Regions from separate parts of the Homo sapiens genome. Here region 2 is linked to region 1. The links are chromatin loops, found by intact Hi-C in ENCODE. Cell type or tissue: mammary epithelial cell. All regions are shown on one strand. Each heading gives the region's core, and the rest is flanking DNA. Links, peaks and the distances in the headings are about the cores only.

Evidence for each region. A loop is a pair of places that touch in the nucleus more often than their neighbours do. Peaks named below come from ENCODE experiments on the same cell type or tissue, not always from the same donor. Only the 100,000 strongest peaks of a DNase experiment are listed, where the experiment ranks them.
Region 2: a loop joins it to region 1, with 6 times the contacts of the local background. A loop is called at or near these places in 2 of 110 quality-filtered maps.

What each region holds. Positions count from the first base shown.
Region 1 is chr2:74,708,329-74,720,495 of GRCh38, reverse strand. It overlaps LOC102724497 (a long non-coding RNA gene), which reads right to left and starts at 5,197. Exons shown (of 3, transcript XR_427047.5): 1 at 5,121-5,197. It also overlaps a transcript of SEMA4F not described here. RefSeq lists a silencer at 4,811-5,070. In mammary epithelial cell, for the core only: a CTCF peak has its summit at 5,303 (motif pointing left); DNase peaks (open chromatin) are centred at 5,195 and 7,655; H3K4me3 peaks cover 841 bases; H3K27ac peaks cover 1,281 bases.
Region 2 is chr2:74,975,663-74,987,829 of GRCh38, reverse strand. No RefSeq gene overlaps it. Among named protein-coding and RNA genes, the nearest start is that of POLE4, 23 kb to the right of the region's middle. RefSeq lists an enhancer at 3,377-3,878. In mammary epithelial cell, for the core only: a CTCF peak has its summit at 5,041; no DNase peak of the experiment used is centred there.

The DNA of each region.
Region 1 (12,167 bases), core at 1,780-9,779:
TTCAGTTCCCAGGGGCAGGCAGGAGACAGTGGCCTTCCTCTATCTCAACTGCAACGGGCTTTCCTCTTTCACAAATCCACCTCAACACAGACCCTTTACGGGTGTCGGGCTGGGAGACGGTCAGGTCTTTCTCACCCCACGAGGCCATACTTCAGACTATCACATGGGGAGAAACCTTAGACAATACCTGGCTTTCCAAGGCAGAGGTCCCTGCGGCTTTTCACAATGCATTGTGCCCCTGGTTTATTGAGACTAGAGAATAGCGATGACTTTTACCAAGCATACTGCTTGTAAACATTTTGTTAACAAGACACATCCTGCACAGCCCTAAATCCCTTAAACCTTGGTTCCATACAACACATGTTTTTGTGAACTCAAAGTTGGAACAAAATAGCTGGGGCAAAGTGGCTGGGGCAAAGTTACAAATTAACAACATCTCAACAAAGCAATTGTTCAAGATACAGGTCAAAATAGAATTCCTTATGTCTTCCCTTTCTACATAGACACAGTAACAGTCTGATCTCTCTTTCTTTTCCCTACAACTGTGGATTTCTTCAGGAAAAAAAATTCAAGGAAAAATAAAAGAGATGAAAGGGGAATCTGTAACTTAAAAAGATGTTCATAAGCTAGATTAACCAATTGCAAAAGGTGAACTTTGTGTGGATTCCAATTTAAATAAACTACAAAAATTATAAGACAATCAGGAATCTGAAAATCCTGAATATTTATTTAGTAATGCTAAGAAATTATTGTTATTTTTAAAGCATGATAATACTATGCTTACATAAGGAACATTTATTTTAGATATAGCTATTGAAATATTTAAAGATGGAATGACTGCTTCAAAGTAATGGGATGGGGGAAATAGGTGGGGGTATAGGCGAAACAGATTGCCATGCACTAATAATTGTTAAAGTCAAAGGATGAGTAAATTAGGTTCATTAAAACGTTTTCTCTGCTTTTGTGTATGATTTGAAATTATCCATTGTGAATGCTTTTTAAAAAAAAATGAATCATCTATTCAACATTCAAAGTCATTAAAAATAAATTTAGACTTTTTTGCCTTAGTTTTTCAAATACATAGCACAAAGAATCACATCGTTTAAGTCTGGCAAATACCAGCACAAAAGACCTTTTATATCCACCTGTGTCCTCCAGGTCTCACTAACCCAGCCAATATTTCCCTTGTCTGACTCACTCCCAAACTCTGCCCTACCCAGGCTGTTCTGCCTTCTTTGCCTCCTTCGTGACCCTTTTACTCTTGCCCTTTGCTACCCTCTTCCTGATCTTCCCTGGATCCTTCATGCAAGTAGCTCCAAGCCCTTTCTAATTTGAAGCAATCCAGTCTTTCAAATTCCAGTTCCATGGCTCTGCTCATAACCTTCTAATTCCATGGCTCTGCTCATAACCTTGCTTCACTCAATAAAAGCACAAGAGCCTGGCAGAGAACAAAGGAAAACTCCCTAGTATATGTTAATATTCTGTTTGTGTTTAAAAGGTAGGCAGACAAAATAAACTTGGAATTATGTTTTATAGACATAATTGTATCCTCTCTTACGCTTTAATTTCTTTCTTTTTCTTTCTTTCCTCATTCTTTTCTTTAACATTATATTATAAACACTTTGCCAATTCCCTGTTCTTTGAAAACCTGGTTTTTAATGTCTGTGGAATATTCTGTCACATACATGAGCTGTAATGTATTTATCTCATCCTCTTTTGTTAGATCCAGTGACCCCTTAGTTGCCAAAGAAATTCAGTCCTCACCCTCCTTGACTTTCTACAGTACTTTGACACTGGTGACCACGCTCTGCCTTAAAATGTTCTCTCATTGGCTTTCCTGATATCCTCTCAATCTCACTCCTCTCTGACTGGTCATTCTCCTGCCTTCTGTGACCTGTCTTCCTCCTGCTCCCTGAATAAAATCCCTCCCCAAGGTTCCATTAGATTCTTTCTTTTCCTCTCTTTACTCTCATTCCCTAGGTGGGTTCTTTCTCCCTTGGCTTCACGTGAAGGACTCCCAGATCTTACAACTTCATCCCTAACCCCTTCCCAGTGTCCCAGACCTGCATCAACCCTGTCTGTTGTGCATGTTCACCAAAATATAGCCCAGTGCAGTCCCACCAACACGACTAAGCAACCAAAAGGAGCTATCCAGAAGCAGCTCAGCCTGCCTCCTCCCACCTGACCACAATGCTGCATCTCCTCAGGATTCAGCTCAATGCCTTGGATTCACCACCAACCCTTTCCTTCACCGTCCACTTCACCAAGTCACCAAGCCCTAAAGAATCTACTTCTGACATGTCTCCCATGACAATTTCTTACTTTGGATTCTCACTGCTCCATTCAGACTGTGAATAGGGTCAACAATTTTCATCTCCCATTTGCATTCACCTCCTACTTGGTCTTTTCTCCTCCTCCTCTGTCTCTGTTCTCTCCAATCCATCTTACCAATCAATCTTCCTAAAGTCTGACTTTAGTTAGGTGACTTACCTGTTCAGTAATCTTCAGTGGCTCCCTATTACTTAACCAAATTGAATTCTGACATTTAAGGTACAATTTAATAGGACCTGCCAAACAATTTCCCTAATCTCACTTCTCTCTTCTTCCCACACATATCTTGGAGGGGGAATAGCATGGCTCCAGAGTCGAATCCCAACCTAGTAGTGCTATAGCCTTGGGTAAATTATTTAAGTCATCTGAGCCTCTGCTTCCCCATCCATAAAATGGTAGTATTAGCAGCATCTACCTCATGTGTGATTATGAGGATAAGATGAAAAATATATATATAAAGTAAATAATATCCAGCATACAGTAGGTTCTTGATAAATATCACTTACTACTTTTATTGCATCACTGCAGTCAAACTGCATTGCTTGGTTTTCCCATATAAATTTTACGACTTATTTCCCCTCCTAATTTTGCTCCTACTCTTCCCTCTGCCTAACTTTGACACAACATCTTTGCCTTCTGAAAGCACCTCCTAGACTCTAAGGCCCTACTCAGGTGCTGCTTTCTCTGTGAACTTTTCTTTGACCACCAGCCACAGGAGCTCTCTTCTTGCTCCTCTGAATGGTAGCGCTCTGCTTCCAGCACTCTGAGGCATTTATACTGCCTTCTGGTGAGCTGTGTGAATGCTTTATCTCCTACAAATCAGGGCAGGACCATGTCTTCCTCATGTTTAATTTCCTCTACACTGTCCAGCACAGGATCTGGCACAAAGTTGAAACTCAGGAAACTTTAATGGAAAGATTGAGTGGATGACATTTCCTGTTTCTCATCAATAAAGTTTCATCTTCATACTCAACTGTTAAATATTTATTGTCTCTTTTTAATACATCTTATTAAGCCTAGGATTAATCAATATGGTTCCTGTTCTCTCAAAGCTCACAGCTAGTTCAGATTATACTTTCAGAAAGTAGAATGAAAACAAGTCAGGGCAATATTTAACAATGTGTTTAATCAACTATAATCAAATTTCATAATGTATAATCTAGACAGTCATTCCCGGGTGGTCAATCTAGGGAGGAGTCTGTAGGAATTAGAAGGTGAGATGGGGAGGGGCAGAGGCAGAAATCTTCACCAGAAGGTTGAGCAGACAGAAAGGCAGTTGAATTCAGGTCAGGAAAGTAGGAGGAAAAATAATTTTACAGGAGAATAATCATACCTGCTTTCATGGAGGTGGGGGGCAAGTGGGACGGAGTGTAAACTAAGAGGAGTGTGTCATCTACTTAGTTAATGACTCTTTGTCTTGCAGTACTGGTGGAGGACAATGGACACCAGCTACATTGTTCACAAGTGGTAATTATCATGACTACAAACACCAGGGATTAATACTTACCTATCGAAGACCATATGAGTAATGGGTGTCTCCCAAGCCTGTAACTGAAAGCACCTTCTAGACTCTAAGGCCCTACTCAGGTGCTGCTTTCTCTATTATACAACTTCTATTCCTGGAAAATCAATGTTGATTAAAGAAGTTTCTGGCCAGGCATGGTGGCTCATGCCTGTAATCCCAGCACTTTGGGAGGCTGAGGCGGGCAGATCACCTGAGGCCAGGAGTTCGAGATCAGCCTGGCTAACATGGCGAAACCCTGTCTCTACTAAAAATACCAAAAAAAAAAAAAAAAACTAGCCAGGCGTGGTGGTGGGCTCTTGTAATCCCAGCTACTCGGGAGGCTGAGGCATGAGAATCACTTGAACCCGGGAAGCGGAGGTTGCAGTGAGCCGAGATTACGCCACTGCACTCCAGACTGGGTGATGGAGTGAGACTCTGTCTTAACAATAAATAAATAAACTTTCCTGAGTTTTTGCTTTTTCTATTTTGAGGCTCCCAATTGCTGTTCAGGTTAATAAGGTCACAGCTCCATGCTTCACCTAAGAGAAGAGGGTTTACCAGGAAGTCCGACTTGCCTCTTAGCCACAGATGGTTGTAAGGCATGAGCCGATTGTGAGTTGAGGTGTAATTTAAATAATCCTAGAAAGAAACGCACATGTCTGAAATTACACCCTTATATCTCATGAAGTTGTATCCAGTTCCCTTCCTAACAAATCCAAGCATTCCTGACGAAGGACACAGAAAAGTCTCTAATCTTTTGGCTTGAATGTGATTAGCATCCTTTAAGAGGAGGAGAGAAGGCATGGAACGAGACGGAGGAGGACAGGTCCCTGAGCAGGAAAGGTGAGGGACAAAATAACCCGCACCCTGTCAGGTCTAAAGAAGCCTCCTGTCCCTCGCCTGCAGACCTGGGTCGGATTCCTCTGCTCCCACAGGGGACAGCAGTACGGGGGAAGGCAGCTTGGTGGAGTCCGCAGGCGTCCCCCGCTTGGAGGTGCAGCGCGGAGCTCGCAGTCCCCAGGCGGGAGAGCGCGGGAGGGCGGCCGGCGGGCTCAGGTCCTCGGTGGCGGGGGGGGTGCAGCCATGTAAGGCCTTACGAAATGTGCAGAGCCGGCCCTGGCGCCGGCAGTACGGCTGCGGAGGGACGGACACCCACGCGAAAGACCGCCCCAGGCCCTGCCAGCCGCGGACTGCGGAGGCTTCCGCACAGGCGGGCAAACCGCGCTGCGTCCGCCCCGCCCCGGCCTGCCCTGAGCCGCGGGGCTCCAGGGCCCACGACGCTTACTTAGGTGGAGTTTCCAGTTGAGCTCGGCTCGAGGGTTTAAATGGATGATGTGTTCCATCCGAAGTCGGAGTTCATGTGATCTTACTTTTGTGTCTAACTCCGTTCTCACCTCTATCCCTAAATTACTCTCTTCGGCTCCCACCCCTGAGCGCCCTCGCCTGACAGCGATCGGCACTCGTGCTGCCACCTGCAGGTGAAAGAGGAAATTGAGCGAACTCAAGTTGGGCGGCCCACTGCTGGAGGAGGGCTTTCAGGACAGGGTAGCGGATATTCCAGATTACTGGAAATCCTGGAATTACTAAGATTTAGATATATTACGCCCAAAGAGCACAACAATTGGCAAGAGACTTGATATAGCCTTCACATCCTCTGGAGGTTTTCCTTTGGTTTGTTTTTCCATTATGCGGATTTGGCAGGGGATGGATGATAAATATTTGCACGAATGCAATTTAGGGCTGTAAAACATATGTTCGCCACCAGGTCTTGTAATCGATGCACATCGGGCAGAGCTGGTTTTTTTTTTACCAGCGCCACCTCCATGATGTTACTGTGATTTCCATCATGGCAGGCTCTGCCCTGCCTATATTGCTCAGAAAGGGCCTTGTGCCATGACCAGTGGTCATACCTGGGTCATTCCTAGCCTGGCGGGTTACCCCATTACAATGTTCTCTGTGCCATAGCAAGTCTTTTTTCACGCATTCCGATACCATGATTTTGAAAATGAATGATTGTTTTTAAAATCATTTTAGAATAATTCCATTAGCATTGTGGTTGAAGCGCCCTGGAGTCAGGCTGCCTGAGTTTGAACCTGACTCCAGTTTACTTACTTGGTGACCTTGAGAAAGTTATTTATTCTCTCTGTGACTTAGTTTCCTCACATACTGAATGGGAATAATATACAGGCCACATAGGATTGTGCGTTTTAAATGAGATAATACACACAAGCACAGGAATATAACATAAAAGAGGATGTGCTCTAAGCTCAAAATGTCCAAGAAAAAAAAAAAAGTGCTCTGAGCTCAAAACATCCAGTGTCAAAAAGTCAGGCTTTGACACTAGCTAGTTTGGGAATATGGGACAAATTACTTCACTTTTCTGAGCCTCAGTTTTCTCACCTGTAATATGCAGATGATGAGAGTATCTATCTCACAGGTTATGAGAATTAAATGAGATAAAATGTCTTCCATGCTTAGACACAGTAAGGATTCAATAAATGCTAGTCTTTTAAACCTTAGCTAGTCTTTACTATTTTCAGCATTCTGTTGTTTGGAAGATTCTGGGTTTTAAACTCCCAGATAAACAATCTTCATCTGTTTGTTCACTGTTTTACTTTTGTATCTAGTACAATCATATGTAGTCCTTCTACCATCCTGGGAGGTAGGTGTCCTCATCCCCAGTTTACAGATGAAGAAGCTGAGGCTCATCGTAGTTTAGTGCCATGCCTGATATCATCATACAGCACCTGAAACCAGGGCACATACACAGCTCCACTCTCCAAGACTAGGGCTCTTTTTCCTGTATCACAGCTGCCTTTATAATTCCTCTAAATGTGATGAGCACTCATTTTATTTTACAAGCTTTTGCTAGATGCTCATGCAGTGTTTGAAATTTTTCAAGTTATGGCAACTTCCTAAAATCAGACTTGAAAATTTCAAGAAACTAAAAGAAATATACTTAGAGCCTTTTCTTCATGGCAAACCTTTTCTTCTGACTTATTAATGGCTTATTAGGTGTTGCTTTCAGAGGGAAGCATGGAGGGGGCAGCAGGAGGGGCTGCTGGAAGTACCAGTTGCTCAGAAGTGACAGGTGTGTTAAGTTCATGCATCTCCCTCCTTCCTAGCACCCCACATTCCCCTTTTGAAATGTTCCTCCCCTGTACTGAAATTGCTTATTTTCGTCCTCTTTCTCCCCTGACAGACTGTGATCTCTATGAAGCTCAAGACTGTGTCTAACATGTCAGTTCTCTAAAAGTTCTTTCAATTTTATTTCTGTAAGAAAAGAAATTCATAGAAGAAACACTCTTCAATTCAGGAGTCAGGAAACAAGATAACTTAAAAAAAAAAAAAGAAAACACTTAATAACAGATCCACACCAATCTGTAAATCAAAAGATTAGGGATAAATTTCATAATTTTGCCCAAATATCCAACTGAAGATCTTTCTTTGATGATTAGTAATATTAATAATGATAACAACTAGCACTTATCAAATGCCAACCATGATCAGGCCCTATGCTAAGCATGTTAGATGTATTGGCACATTCAAGTCCTGCAGTAACTCCATATACTAGGTACTCTAGTCATTGTCATTTTACTGATCAAGAAGCAGGCTAGGAGAGAGCTTGGGCTCATCAGCATCCCACAGCTAGTAAGTAAAGTGGCAGACCTGGACATGAACCCAGGCCTGTCTGACACTGAAAGAGAAGGCTCTAACCACTGCCCTGTGCTGCCTTCCAAGGAGTGGCAGAGTGCAGCAGGAGTGGCAGCTAGCTCAGGGAGGTGCCCGATGTGGAACAATGGATGGGATGAGTGTGTGCATGCTTCCTACATGAACCAGCTTGATTCCTTCTCTTTTATTTATTTTCCACTTCATCAGCTGGGTTTGTACCACAGTCATCTTCTTTCGCTGTGCCTGGCATCCCTGTCCCTGACTCAAGCCCAGAGTGATCTCTCCCCTAGTCCTTGGCACCAGGGCAAGGGGAAATATCCAGTGTCAGAGATCTGCAAAGCCCTCCATGTGACCACCAGACAGATCGGTGCTCATCTTCCCAGCAAACTGCATCCACGCCTCCGATGAGTGGTTTCGATGGTGGTCAGCTAGGCCAAGATCACGTCTCTCCCTCAGTAAGTCCCAGATGCCCAGGTCACCGGGAACAGCTGCCCGTTGCATGCTCTGTCCCCAAAGGCCAAATCTTTCTACTCAGTTCATGCAGTCCTGAAGCCTCCCACCCTCTTCCCATGTCCCCATTTGCCCCTACCCATCAAACCTCCCAGGGCCAGATCCTTTTACAACTGATTGGCACAGCCAATTCACTTCTGGGATTTGATTTCCAAATACTCAACAGCCCCAGTAATTTCAGCAATAACTGCACAGGCAGGCCCAGACCATTCACAGCTGCTGTGTCCAAGATTTTTTAAAAAGGTTTTTAAGGGATTTTTTAGAATTCCAAACTTGTTTTCTGTTATATTTGGTTCCAAATAATTAGTAAGACCCATGGCAGACCCTAGAAACCACCGATCATGTGCTGAACACCTGCAGGAAAGATAGTGGAACATCGAACGCCTTTATGCCAGTGTGGCACTTAAGGAAAAGTAACTATGACTAGAAAAGGCAGAGGAGTGGGTTGAGATTCTGAATTGGGTTCGAAGCAACTTCAGAGGCCATAGAGCAAGAACTTCTCGACTCCCAGATGCAGAGGAACCATCAGAAGAGCTTGTTGAAATGCAGATTCCGGGGCCGGGTGCGGTGGCTCATGCCTGTAATCCTAGCACTTTGGGAGGCCGAGGCAAGCGGATTGTCTGAGCTCAGGAGTTCAACACTAGCCTGGGCAACATGGTGAAACCCCATCTCTACTAAAACACAAAAAATTAGCCAGGCACGGCAGTGTGCGCCTGTAGTCCCAGCTACTTGGGAGGCTGAGGCAGGAGAATCGCTTTACCCCCAAAGATGGAGGTTGCAGTGGGCCAAGATAGCGCCACTGCACTCTAGCCTGGGCGACAGAGCAAGAATCCATCTCAAAAAAAAAAAAAAAAGAAAGAAAGAAAATTAATTAACGTTAATTAATGTGTGACTGACTTATAGCTCATATTCTTCCTAAAGTTTTTAAAACAACTTTATTGAGGTGTAATTGACATATAATAAAATACACCCATTTAAAGTGTACGATTTGATAAGTTTTCACATATGACTATGCCTGATAAACTAGCCCCACAATCAAGATAATAAACATATCCATCACCCCAAAAGTTTTCTCGTGGCCTTCTATTATCTCTCCCCCTGCAACCCACACCCCATCACACCTAGGCAACCACTGATCTGATTTCTATCACTATAAATTATGTTAGATTTTATAGAATTTTATATAAATGGAGGCTTACAATATGTACTGTTTTTTGTCTGGCTTCTTTACTCACCTTAATCATTTTGAGATTCATCCATGTTGCTGCATGTGTCAATACTTCATTCTTTTTCATTGCTAAGTAGTATTCCATCTCATAGATATTTATTCATTCATCCATCGATGGACATTTGGGTTGTTTCCAGTTTTTTACTATTATAAATAAAGTGTCTATGAGCATTCATATAAACTCTTTGTATGGATATGTGCTTTCATTTCTCTTAGGTAAATATCTAGGCATGGGATGACTCAATCACATGGTAGGTATATGTTTAAGTTTGTAAGAAACTGCCAAACTGTTTTCCAAAATGGCTGTGCCATTTTACACTGGCAATGTATGAAAGTTCTAGTTGCTCCATATCCTTGCCAATACTTGATATGGTCAGTATTTTTTTTTTTTTTTTTGAGATGGAGTCTCGCTCTGTCACCCACGCTGGAGTGCAGTGGCATGATCTCGGCTCACTGCAAGTTCCACCTCCTGGGTTCTCACCATTCTCCTGTCTCAGCCTCCCGAGTAGCTGGGACTACAGGCGTCCGCCACCATGCCTGGCTACTTTTTTTGTATTTTTAGTAGAGACGGGGTTTCACCGTGTTAGCCAGGATAGTCTCGATCTCCTGACCTGGTGATCTGCCTGCCTCAGCCTCCCAGAGTGCTGGGATTACAGGCGTGAGCCACCATGCCTGGCCGATATGGTCAGTATTTTTAATTTTAATCATTCTAATAGGTAACCAGTAATATTTCATTGTGGTTTTAGTTTGTATTTCCCTAATGAATGATGTTGAGCATCCTCTTGTCTCCAATCCATATATTGTCTTTGGTTGAATAGTTGTTCAAATAGTTGTCCTATTTGGGGAAGGGGAGATTGTTTTCTTATTATTGACTTTTTTCGTAGTTAAATCAGGGGAATAGATTTAATTCACTGTCTTATTAAGGTATTCCATACTTTATGTCCTTTACTTACCCAAAAGACACAAAATTGATAAAGAAAATATAAGCAAATGAAAAACTCAAGCATTTCCCATAGAATAGCATAGAATGTTCATTAAGTTATTAAAAGCTCAAAGATAACTTAAATCAAATGCTTATTTAGATCCAAGAATTGTGCTTGGTTCCACCTCAAAAAGCTTCATAACCTAAAAAGGAAATAAATATAGGAAAAGAAAGCAAGTGCAAAGTTTTGAATGAATAAAATTAAAGCAAGCTCTAGAAAAGAAATTCTAAATGGAAACAACAACAAAAATGTACTTAAGAGCCAAATATTCTTGGAAACTTAATTCACAGTGCAACCATGTTGAAAGGTAGGACCTTTAAGAGGTGGTTTGGTCATGAGGCCTCTGCCTTCATGAACGGATTAATGCTGTTATGTTTCCCAGATAAAACAGGGTTCCTGATAAAAGGGTGATTTTGATCTTCTTACTTCTCTCTCTCTTTTTCTCCTTCTCGCTCTTTTCCACCCCGTCACACATATACACACATGCCCTCTTACCTTTCCACCTTCTGCCATGGGATGACACAGCAAGAAGGCCCTCACCAGATGTGAACCCCTCAACCTTGGACTTTCCTGCCTCCAGAACTGAAAGAAATAAATCTCTTTATAAATATTTTTTAAATAGCCAAATGCTGAACAAAACCGTTCAAAAACAGTAGATTACATACTGTATTATAATGGAGTGCTTTAACATGTGCAATATAGGCATATAATATATACTGGTTTTACAAACTATTTCCATTATTTTGTATTCAGCTTGCTTGTAAAATAACTTTTTCTATCTTGAACATCAGAGAGTAGCAAAAAACTGACTGAAACTGCCTAGAAAATTACATTAGGCTAAATTATAATGTTTTAATATAGCTAGGCAATCTCCCTTTTATTCCTGAATGACATTTTCACTGAATTAGGATTCTGGGCTGACAGTTCTTTTCATTCAGGACTTGAAAAATGTGTGATGCCTCCCTCTGGCCTCCACAGTTTCTGATGAAAAATTTCTGTCATTCAAATTATTTTCCCTCTCTGTGCAAGGTGTCATTTCTCTCATTCTGTCTTGTCTTAGTTTTACAGAAGTTTGATTATGATGTGCTTTGTCATGGATTTCTTTTCAGTTTATTCTGTTTGAGGTTCATTAGCTTCTTGAATTATGCAATCACAGCTCACCGCAACCTCTGCCATCTGGACTCAAGCCAACCTCCCACCTCATCCTCCTGAGTTAGCTGGGACTATAGGCACGCACCACCACACCAGCTCTTTTTGTGTTTTTTGTAGAGACAGGAATTTGTCATGTTTCCCAGGCTGGTCTCAAACTCCTGGGCTCAAGCGATCCTCTTACCTCAGCACCCCAAAGTGCTGGTATTAATGGGGTGAACCACCGCACCCAGCCTATTTGGCTCCTCTTTATGTCTTGTGTTTTCCTGCTGAGACATTCTATTTTTAAATTTGTTTTAAGCATGTTTATAACTACTCATTGAAGCATTTTTATAATGGTTTCTTTAAAATTTTTGTCAACATCTGTGTCATCTCAACATTGGCATTTGTTGTCTTTTCTCATTCAAGTTGAGATTTTCCTGGTTCTTGACATGATGAGTGATTTTCTATTAATTCCTGGGCTTTGGGGGAATTATATAAGACATTATATCTTATTTAAATTTTCTGTTTTAGCAGGCCCTGTCTGACACTGTGCCAGTCAGGAAAGGGGACTGCTGCTTCATAATTGCCAGGTGGTTGTGTAAGTCCACAGTCCTCACTTGGCCTCTGTGGACACTCCACTGGGGTAGAGTGTCTCATTACAGCTGGTGAGGGTGAGAGTTCCAGGTCCCCACATGGCCTTCACTGACATAATCACTGAGGAGAAGGTCATTACAGGGCACATCACCCCAGCAAGGAAGGGTTGGGGTGCCTCATCACAGCTGAGTGAGGGGAAAAGCCTAGGCTCCTT
Region 2 (12,167 bases), core at 1,914-9,913, 270 kb before region 1:
AGTTCGCTCATGATTTGGCTCTCTGTTTGTCTGTTATTGGTGTATAGGAATGCTTGTGATTTTTGCACATTGATTTTGTGTCCTGAGACTTTGCTGAAGTTGCTTATCAGTTTAAGGAGATTTTGGGCTGAGACGATGGGGTTTTCTAAATATACAATCATGTCATCTGCAAACAGGGACAATTTGACTTCCTCTTTTCCTAATTGAATATCTTTATTTCTTTCTCTTGCCTGATTGCCCTGGCCAGAACTTCCAACACCATTTAGAAAACGAGTGGTGAGAGGGGCCATCCTTGTCTTGTGCCGGTTTTCAAAGAGAATGCTTCCAGTTTTTGCCCATTCAGTATGATATTGGCTGTGGGTTTGTCATAAATAGCTCTTATTATTTTGAGATACGCTCCATCAATACCTAGTTTTTAGCATGAAGTGCTGTTGAATTTTTTCGAAGGCCTTTTCTGTATCCATTGAGATAATAATGTGGTTTTTGTCATTGGTTCTGTTTATGTGATGGATTGTTTATTGATTTGCGTATGTTGAATCAGCCTTGCATCCCAGGGATGAAGCCAACTTGATCGTGGTGGATAAGCTTTTTGGTGTGTTGCTGGATTCGGTTTGCCAGTATTTTATTAAGGATTTTCGCATCGATGTTCATCAGGGATATTGGTCTAAAATTCTCTTTTTTTGTTGTGTCTCTGCCAGGCTTTGGTATCAGGATGATGCTGGCCTCATAAAATGAGTTAGGGAGGATTCTCTTTTTCTATTGATTGGAATCGTTTCAAAAGGAATGGTACCAGCTCCTCTTTGTACCTCTGGTAGAATTCGGCTGTGAATCCATCTGGTCCTGGACTTCTTTTGGTTGGTAGGCTATTAATTATTGCCTCAATTTCAGAGCCTGTTATTGGTCTTCCTGGTTTAGTCTTGGGAGGGTGTATGTGTCAAGGAATTTAGGGAATGGGTTACTTTTTAAATGGTATATTGAAGCCAGGCCCTGTGGCTCACACCTGTAATCCCAGCACTTTGTGAGGCTGAGGCAGGCAGATCACTTGAGGTCAGGAGTTCGAGACCAGCCTGACCGTCTCTACTAAAAAAGTACAAAACTTAGCTGGGTGTAGTGGCAGGCACCTATAATCACAGCTACTCGGGAGGCTGAGGCAGGAGGATCACTTGAACCCGGCAGGTGGAGGTCACAGTAAGCTGAGATCATGCCACTGCACTCCAGCCTGTGCAATGGAGTAAGAATCTGCCTCAAAAAAAAGAATAAAAAATAAAATGACATATGGAAAACTGAGTACTCAGAAAATCAGTAAAGTTGGATTCCTATGTCACTCTGTGGGCCAAAATTAATCCCAGATGGATCCAAAATTTAAACATTAAAAGAAAACAAAAGAATATTGAAAAAGAAAAGCTTGGGAGGAAGGAGAACTAGTAGGAGGGAGAGGCCGCCTGTCTCCAGACACCTGTGTGTTCAGTCCCACTGCAGCTGGTTGCAGTCTCCTGCCTAGCCCTGACCAGTCCTCTGACTGGTCCTTCAAGTCAAAAATTAACAGTGCAAAGATCACTGGGGGTCGGGGTGGACTGGACTTCATCATAACACTAGCAACAGCATCAATCAGCATTTGCTGGTCAGCAGTAAGCTGCCCTGCTGGAGACAGTCGGGTACCCCCGACGAGCTCAGGGCTTGCAGGACAGCTGCAGGGTCCTCATGGGACCTGCTCTGTGGGGAAGTGTAGCTGTGCTGCCGGCTGTCCAGCTTCCTGTTCTTCCTGCCCATTTTTCAAATCTGCTTATTTAGCCTTCCTGCTTATTTTATGAGCTACTTTACATTAAATTATTTTTGTTTAAAATCAACGGTTCATTTGCTGCTGACAACTTAGAATGTTAACTACACACATATATTTTTAACATAAATTGGGTGTGTCAACATGTGTGTTTCACATATGTACCCTTATATGGCTTGCTTTTTGCCTTAAAATTATATATCTATGAATATGAAATTTGCATACAAAAAGGTTGGAAGGTTAACACAGCAAACTGGTAACAGTTGTTACCTATGGGGATGGTGAGATTGACTGTGGAGTGGGAGTAAAAAGAACTTACATTTTTAAATTTATCTTCTGTGGTTTTAATTTTCCATAGTAATCATAGATTTACCTACTACTCTTTTAAACCAAAAACATCTTAATGAGATTTTTGAGATCAATCTTCTATTTGTCTTACAGCAGACCCTGAGTGGGGACACTGAGGCTGTAATGACAAAACAGACAGACCCCATCATTCCCTAATGGAGCTGGCCATCCAATGGGAGGCTCAGACTGGGAAACAGGCAATTACTCAACAGTGTGGCGAGCCCTGTGATGGGAAGAGAGAGGGATATGGGATCCCAGAGTAAGGGCATTTACCTGCCTCTAGAGGGTGGACAGGAAAACCTTCCTGGCCTCAGACTTAAACAGTGAGTAGGAGTTAGGCAGGCAAACAGGGGAGAGGAGAAGAGGCAGAAAGTACACCAGGCAGGGTGAACAGCATCAGTGAAGCCTCAGACCAGGGCTTCCTCAGGAACTCCAAAGCAGCTGAAGCACAGGGAGGGGAGAGGGGAAAATCAGCATAGAAAGGTGGGCAATGTCCCATCACAAAGACTTTTTGAAGTCTTACTAAGCAGTCTGGACCTTATCCGAGGGCCTGAGGGCAGTCACAGGAGGACTGCATTCCCTTTAGAATGATCCCTTAGCTGTCTTTTCTCCACGAGATTTCATCAGCTGTGAAGCAAGCATGTTTATTCTCAGTGTCTCACAAATGCAAAATTCTCTTTTAAAATACTGGGTAGTGTTTTCCTAGCTTCAACTGAAGGGGGACCCTCCATCCATCTGTCCCCAGCTTTTGAATCCTGGCTCTCAAGGCTAACTTAAATAGATACTTTCCTTCAGGACTGACTATACCATCATTCCTAAACCACTAGCTATATAAAATTGTGAGAATCAGACCCTGGGAGAAATCTTGCCCTTTACAAAAGTTGAGTGCAGTGGAATTCCCTTGTCAAATCCTCCACAGGTCTATTCAGCGGTAGATCACAAGCTCTCCTGGGAATCTTCTCTCCCCATTTCGGTTATGTCTGACATTTTTCTCTACTAGGATACTTGTTCTGAATTACAGACCTTCTCACTTTTACAAACTATGTCATGAAATCACTGTATTTCATGTCACTCATGATTATGAGGGACATTAAGAGAAAACAAAAACCCAATTTAGCTTTCGTTTTTAACATGCGCCATATAGTAACAATTTAAAGAGGAGGAATCTAGAAATTATCCCTAAAATTTTCATCCAGCATTCACCAGATTAGTATTTTATTATTTCTAAACACAGAAGGCACAAAGTTTCTTTTTAGCAGGTAAGACAAATAAGAAATACTGTCACACAATGTTTTGAAATACAGTTTCACAGATGCTTATTCTGAAATGACACATTTCTTTAAAATGCATTGACAGTCTCTAGTGAATTCACTATCTTTACTCAGGTAATTTTAAAAGCTAAATGTTGATCTCTGTTTTGTGACACTGGTGTGACATCCCTGAGATGAGAGCAGATAATTTCTACAGCTGTCACTGCCCTGCAGCGCCCTAGTCAGTCTCTATTTATCTTTTCTAATAAGGTAGAGATGCGCTCATTATCGGCTCATCAAGAAACATCACAAGCTGACCAGCACAGACATCTTTTTAAAAGCATGTCTTTCTCCTTTTGCTATCCTGCACTCTATTAGGGAGTGGGGAGGGCAAGGGACATGTTGTCTGTCTTTGGCTGTCCAGCTCTCCAGCTGTCTCCAAAGAGCCCCTTCATGGTAACATTAATAATCTCAGTGAGTATTTCTCAGGCCGAGAAACCTGGGATTGTCAGCACATAAAATGAACCTTTTTCTCAGAAACATACTCTCATTAGCCAAGCTCAGTGTCTGATGTACATGTCTGGTGTTTCCCTTATGTGTCTTTGAAATAGCCCTCATTACTTATTTAGAGCTTTTGTTACCATAGGCAACCCACACTCAGAACAGGAAAGTCTGGAAGGCTCAGTATGCATTACTGAAGGCCAAGATTATAGGTAAGAAAAGCTACGATAGCAATGTCTAATGTTGACTGAACATGATGTGCCAAGCACTGTGCTGAGAGTTTTAGTAGTGTTATCTCATGGGACCCCCACAATAACCTCATGAAATTGTGATGGGTATTATTAAGCAGGCTTAGAAATGCTCATATGAGCATTCTACACAGTCATACAGTTAAGGGTTGCAAAGATGAGATGCTGTGGCTTAGGCTTCTGGATGTCCACTAAAATCTGTCACTTGACCATAATAATAAAGTTGTACCTGGGCACACGGCCTCCTGGCCAGATACTGTATTTCTTAGCTGTTTTTGAAGTAGGGATTGGCCAGTTAACTAAGTGTGGTCAATGGGATTTGAACTAAAATAATGTGTGCAACTTCTGGGTCATTGCCAACTTAAAAACAAGCACCTTGTCCTACTAACACTCTCCTCCCTCTTCGTATGAACTAGAACTAGACTTGGAGACCTCCCACCTTTGATCTAGAGTTGCTCTTTTAAGTACAGTAACCACTAGCCACCTGCAGCTATTTACATTTAAATTAATTAAAATCAATATTAAAATTTTAGTTCAATTTTTATTTTGAACTAATCACATTGGTTCAGTCACACTAGCCACATTTCAACTGCTCAATAGCCAGATGTAGCTGCTGACTGTCATATTATACACCATGGATGTAGAACATTTCCATCATCACAGAAAATTCTATTGGACAGTGCTATAGTAAGGAAAGACAAAGCAGTAAGATGAAAAGAGCCTGGGTCCCAGAATAACCCCATGGAACTGAGCTGCCCTGCTAGTCTAGATCAGTTGAAGTGTTACAAGGAAGAGAAATAAACTTCTACTTTATTTAAGCCAGTATGTTCTAGGCATATTTGTTACAACAAATTAATCTTTACACTAATACAGAAAACCGTGCCTGTCATTGCCAGGTAATTCAGCACAACAGCCAGTGAGTGGCAGTGCTCTCTGTCTTGTGTTGAGACTGGACATTTGTGTTTCAATTATTTTGGAACTGGTCCACGATGCCCCACACCCTCAATGAGGCCAGATCATCTCCTCCTGATTCTACAGCTTTTCCTTTCTCTTTCTTCCTCCCCCAACTCATCTGAAACATCGAAATATTTATAGAATTTTATAAATATGGGCATAATGCAGTCTGCAGTCTCCCAAGTATGAGTGACCAAAATGCCTCAATTCCTTCCTATATCACTTCCTGTGGGAAATTTTCTTTTAACATATATGTTTTCTGGTAGTATAGAATTTTCTAAGAACATATTCCTTGCCCGTATCCCTTGCTTGTCCGTGGCTTGGCGAGTCAGCAATCTACAAGTGGAATCACTCACGAGGACTGAAATATTCCAAGTAAATATGGCCACCACATCCTCTCATCTCCCCACAGTGAAGCAACAAGGATTGAAAAATCATAGCCAGAAATGGCCCCATTCATTCACAAAGAAAAATCAATGTCACAGTGAATGCAAATAGTCCAACTTCCCATAACAAGCACCTTCTCTCCCTACAGACAGAGTTACGTGGGAAGCCAAGTCAGCATCAAACTGTTGCTTGGAAAAGGTGGGCTCAGAACAAAGGAAGTTGGATATATGATTGCAGTGTTTAAAGGTACCTGAATGGGACAGGCTGACAGGTCTGTCTTGCCAATGGGACCATAGCACTATACACAGAGGCACTGACTAAGGCTCTAGTGACCCCATGTAGTGTAGAACAGGCCCTAGCAACATTTGTCTCTGGGACTCCTTCCTCACTTTCATCACTGACCAGTGTCCCCTACTACTGATGCCTTCTTTTAGATATATTTGATCAGGTCAAGTTGAGTCTGAGGCTGAATCGCTTTATTTTAAGGTTCTACTCTCAAGGGACAATCTTCCTACCTCTTGTTCCAAATTCTTGGGGAGAGCCCACCACAGCTTGCATACTAGAGCATATTATTCGGAGCACAAGGCTCTTGATTATGGTATTCTGAGCAGATGCTCACACATTTCCTTTGCACTACAAGAAATTTTTCAAGCAGGGACAATACATTTCTGAGGTTCAGATAACTTGTAGTGAATGATACATGAGAACTCTGTGTATTAAACTCCGTATGTGGCTTGAAAAAAGTCTGGGAGGCTTCTGGGCCAGAATCCGTTGAAAAGTGTAATTGTCATTTCTCAGAAAACTCAAGGGAAATTTCTAAAATCATCACAGCCTAACCCTGATTTTGAAATCGCCCTTGCAAAGATTGTAACAGTGAGACAAATATGGCATGGTTGACTCCATCTTGCCTGTAGCCTCACAGGCTCTCTCCCAAGTAGCTGGGATTACAGGTGAGTGCCACCATGCCTGGCTAATTTTTGTATTTTTAGTAGAAATGGGGTTTCACCATGTTGCCCAGGCTGGTCTCGAACTCCTGGCCTCAAGTGATCCTCCTGCCTCAGCCTCCCAAAGTGCTGGGATTATAGGTTCATGCCACTGTGCCCAGCCCATGTATAACTCTTTTAGTGGATATATGTTTTCATGTTCCTTAAGTAAGTGCCTAAGGCAATTGCTAGTTTATAGGATAGGTGATGTTTAGTTTTATTGCAGTAACATTTCAAATGTTGTCTTTAACACATGAAAACATGTACATCACATCCTTGGACAAGCTTAGGTGAGGATGGACAAGACACACAAAGGTATTTACACTTACATGCACACACTCTCTAAAGAGGACATGTCATTAGCATGATTAATTATTGGCCACTATCCAGTTCTGTATGTTTGTAACTCTCCATGGAGAAATGGAGATCTGGGACAATGGGTGGATTTTGTTTTTAGGAAGTCTGACTTCAGAGGGAATTAAATTGAAGGCCTCAAGTGATTTGCTAACCGGGGAGAGAAATCAAGGAGTAGGTATGGCCAGCAGGCTGCCACCAATGAAGGATTGAAGAGGTGGTCCAATATTGCCTTGTGGTAAGCCCTCACAGCACCACCCACACAGTCAGTTCTACTCGTGTCTGGAAACCTCATTTTGACAGCTTTCAGGGATCTTAGAGACCATCGCAGTGTAGCTTGCTGAAAATAAGCCCTGGAATCACATTGGCTGGATCCAAATCCCAGCTTTAACCCTAATTCCTATGTGACCTTAGGTCTAAGCCTCAGTTTTCTCATTTGTACAATGGAGATAATAGTACCTTCTGCACAGAGCTGTCAGGAAACTTAAATGAGATCTTGCACCTCGAGTGCTTAACACAGGGCCCAAAACAATGGATGCTCCAAGTACACCCTCTATCGTTATCATGTCTACATCCTCGTTTTAGAGAAACAGTGGACCAAGAAAGCAGAGTGTCCTGCCAGTGCTAAACAGCTAGGAAAGAGCAGAGTGAGAGTTAACTTAGGTCTGTTGACTCCAAATCCATGCCCCTTCTGCCTCAGCATGCTGCCTTCTTCAATGAGGCTAGGGGCTCAAAAAGACAACTTTCTCCAACCTATCTGGGCCCAATGCAGTCTGTGCAGAAAACCTAGAAGACATTTGTGGCTGAATGCAGGTCATTCCTAGAGAATGAGGGGGGTGGAATCATGGAATTACAGTTCAGGCTAGGCTCCACCACTTAATTTCTCACTCTCTTTATTACCTATACTATATTATCACTGAAATTTTTATTCTGAACCATTTAAGAGGAAGTTGCACTTGTGAGCATTCAAGCTCACTCTTTTAATATCTCTGAGCCTACTTCCTCTTCTGTGATGTGGGAATAATAATGCATCATGAGAATGCCTGGCATATTGTAGCACTCTACAAGTGAGATCCTTGTTGCCTTTGGGGCTCTAACTCCTGTACTGGAACAGAGATCATTGTCCAAGAGGAGCTATCACCTCCCAGGTCCCAGAGAACACAGAGAAAAAAAAGTGTAACCTGGCTTCCAGAAAATTGGGAGATTTTATCGCTCTTGGGAAACCAATAGGCAACACTGGGACAAGCAATCTCAGGGCCAGCTCAGAGATTTACTGTTTAGTCCCAGCCTAGTATCACAAAGTTTTTCCAATCTCCTCCTAGTTCTTCTGGTCCCTCCTCACAACACAACAATGTGCATCATATACTAAGCAATGCAGAAAAAAATACAGACAAAGGATTAAAAAAAATTGCACCACCTAGAAATAACCATCATTAAGTAAAAATCACTTTACACATACTTCCATGAGAGAAAGATGGGTAGAATGAGCAGACAGGTAAACAGAAATACTTACATAAAATAATACAACACCTGCTATTTTAATTACAAAATACTAAAGTTGCCTTTAGAAGAAAATTTAACAGAAGGAAAAGCTCCAAGTGAAAATGAACTTTATGCTGGACTTCGAATGTTTCTTTGGCATAAGAAAAATGATTTCTGAACACACTCCTTGAAGGTTAAGAGACTATAAAAATTTAAGAAATTCAAGCTATTTTTAAGGTCAGGCATGGTGGCTCATGCCTGTAATCCCAGCACTTCGGGAGGCCGAGGCGGGTGGATCACAAGTTCAAGAGATTGAGACCATTCTGGCCAACATGGTGAAACGCCGTCTCTAATAAAAATACAAAAATTAGCTGGGCATAGTGGTGTGTGCCCGTAATCCCAGCTACTCGGGAGGCTGAGGCAGGAGAATCGCTTAAACCCGGGAGGCAGAGGTTGCAGTGAGCTGAGATTGCGCCACTGCACTACAGCCTGGTGACAGAGCGAGACTCCGTCTCAAAAAAACAAAGAAAAAGAAAAAGAAAAAAAAGAAATTCAAGCTTTTTTTTAAACCATGTTTCCGTTTTAGAGAATATAAATTGACTGGCAATGAAAAGTGAGGTCTGCAACCTCCCCTTCATTTCTTTACGTATTAGTTAGCTTTTGGGCTCGTTTCATTGAGTTTATGATGTTACTATTCTGTAATTCAAACACTCAGGAGGAATTTTCTTCTGTACCTTGGACTATGCTTTCTTCTAGACTGGGCTCCTTGCCTTTGGACACTTTTTGGTTTTGCTCTTGCTTATTATATAGTTGTGCTATTTCTTTTCACTCTGCTCATGTTTGGGCAGTCTTTCCATTTTGCTGTGATATAATAATAACAATATTACCTGACACAACTATATGGCACTTAATATGTGCCAGGTGCTGTTCTAAGAGCTTTCCATATATTAACTCATTTAATCCTCACAAGAATCCTGAGGTATTATCACTATTCCCATTTTACAGATTAGAAAGTTTCAGCACAAAGAAATTAAGTGACTTGTTTAAATAACTTAATCTTTTTTTTTTTTTTTTTTTTTTTTTTTTTTTTGACACAGAGTCTCGCTCTGTCGCCCAGGCTGGAGTGCAGTGGCGCTATCTCGGCTCACTGCAAGCTCCGCCTCCTGGGTGCACGCCATTCTCCTGCCTCAGCCTCCTGAGTGGCTGGGACTACAGGCGCCCGCAACCACGCCCGGCTAATTTTTTGTATTTTTAGTAGAGACGGGGTTTCACCATATTGGCCAGGCTGGTCTCAATATCCCGACCTCGTGATCAGCCCGCCTCGGCCTCCCAAAGTGCTGGGATTACAGGTGTGAGCCACCGCGCCCGGCCGTAACTTAATCTCTTAATGGTGAAGTGGATATGACTCACAGAGTCTCCTTTCTCGAATGCCTCCTAAGTAGCAGATAAGAAACTAGGGATTCTGGCTCCGGCATCCATTTTCTTGGCCACTTTACTTTCCACTACACCTGAGGTCAATTTGTGCTCTCAACTGAGCTGCAGTTTGAGGGCGCTTCTATGTATTTCTATATACCTGACCTGAAGGTATGGTGAGTGGAGAGGGACGATTCAGCTTAGAAGGTGTGCCATCTTGGAGGTTTAACACACAGTACTAGGATTTACTCCGCCTACTTGGAGCTACATTCCATCCCCTTAGCTCTAGATGCATCCTCTAGCTTAGCCTATAGCCCTCACATCCACTGAAGAGTTCATCTCCATCTGCTTCACCCATTTCTCCCCAGGAACCCTTTCCACTTCTCCACAGTCAGAAAAGGGAAAAGCTACCAACCCTTTGGTTTAATTTCCTCCTGACTGAGAGTATAAAAACTCTCCAAGATTTGGGTGACTTATAGTTATGACTTCTGGCAGACGGGTTTAGAAACCTTTCTGTGTCATGCACTTCCTCTCAATTCTAGAATCTTCCATGTCATTCCTTATTTGCTTGTTAAAGTTTGTGGCACTGCAACGTGCCCCATTCCTTGACTGCTGGGGCAAAATATTTTGCTAATTTGTATGAACTTGGTGGGGGGGGGGCAGGGATTGCTCATTTATTAAATTAGGCATTAGAGAGACTGTGAGACATATCTACCTCACCATCCTGATCCAGATATGCATACAGCATACCATCCATTTTTCTTGAAGATTCCAAGTTAGCTAGATATTGTAGATCTGATCAGGGAAACTAGCTTCCTACAGGAAACGAAGGAAGAAGAAACACAAAACTTTAAACAGTATAAAAAATACAAGATGGTACAGAGAACATTCTGAGCTAATTAGGGGAAAAAAAGAAAAATGCTTTAAGTGTTAAGATGTCCAGAGATATGAAGCCTTGAATGAGGAATGTCAGATCCCTGATTCAGATACAATGAAGAAATCAGGAACACATTTTAAATTTCCTAGGTCGAGCGCAGTGGCTCATGTCTGTAATCCCAACACTTTGGGAGGCCAAGGCAGGTGGATCACTTGAGGTCAGGAGTTTGAGACCAGCCTGGCCAACATGGTGAAACCCTGTCTCTACCAAAAATATAAAAAATTAGCCGGGTGTGGTGGCACGTGCCTGTAATCCCAGGTACTTGGGAGGCTGAGGCAGGAGAATCACTTGAACCCAGGAGGCGGAGGTTGCAGTGAGCCGAGATCATCCCACTGCACTCCAGCCTGGGCGACAGAGCAAGACTCCATCTCAAAATAAATAAATAAATAAATAAATAGGACAGTTTTCTACTTTTTAGCATAATGTTCTCTGATTCTTTTTGAATATTAGTCCTTCACACTGTTAATATCAGATTTCAATAGCTTGCTTTTCCCCGTCTCCAAGCATGATCTTTACCACCAGGAAATTCTGCTTTAGTGCTCCCAGTCAGATATACTGGGAATGCCTGGTCTCTTTCTGATCCATTAGCCCGTGACTGATAGACACTGAGGCAGGAGGAGGGCACAGGAGTTGGTGACCACAAAGGAAGCCCTGCTTCTCCACAGGGGCTTATACCAAAAGGTGGAAAAGTGAGGAGTCCCCTGGAAGGCACAGGTGCCTCATTTGAGTCATCTCACCAACAGAGCTGAGTGCAGCTAAGAACCATTTATAGCATTTTTTTCAAAATTTAATGTCTTGTGGAACTGGGAGAAAATATTTACATAATACATATCTGGTAAATGCAAATTAAAACCACATTGAAATACCCCTACACACCTATTATAATGGCAAAAATTTTTAATACCAACTGCTGACATGGATGCAAAACAACTGAAATTCTTAAACACTGCTGGTATAAGTACAAAATGGTACAGCCGCTTTGGAAAATAGTTGGCATTTTCTTTAATAATTAAACATACACTTAAATAAGATCCAGCAATCCTACTCCTATATACCTAAGAGACAACAAAAAGTGATGTTCACACAAAAACCTATATGCAAATGTTACAGTAGCATTATTCATAATCACTAAAAACTGGAAGTCTCAAATGCCCTTCAATTGGCAGATAAACAGATTGTGGTACTTACATCCCATACAACAAAACACTATTCAACAATAAAAAGGAACATACTACTGATAGCATGCAACATGGATGAACCTTAAATGCCTTATGCTAAATTGAAGCCAGACTCAAAAAGCTACATACTGTGTGATTTGATTTATATGACATTCTGGAGGTGGCAAAATCACAGGGACAATAGATTACTGGTTTCCACAGACATTATTGGTGGGATGGGTTGACTACAAAGGCGTGGCATGAGGGAATTTTGTGGTGATGTAACTGTTCTATACCTTGTGATGGTGATTTTAGGTATTTAATGTTCAGAGCTGCACACTAAAATAGGTAAATTTTGCTGAAAAAAATAAAGTTC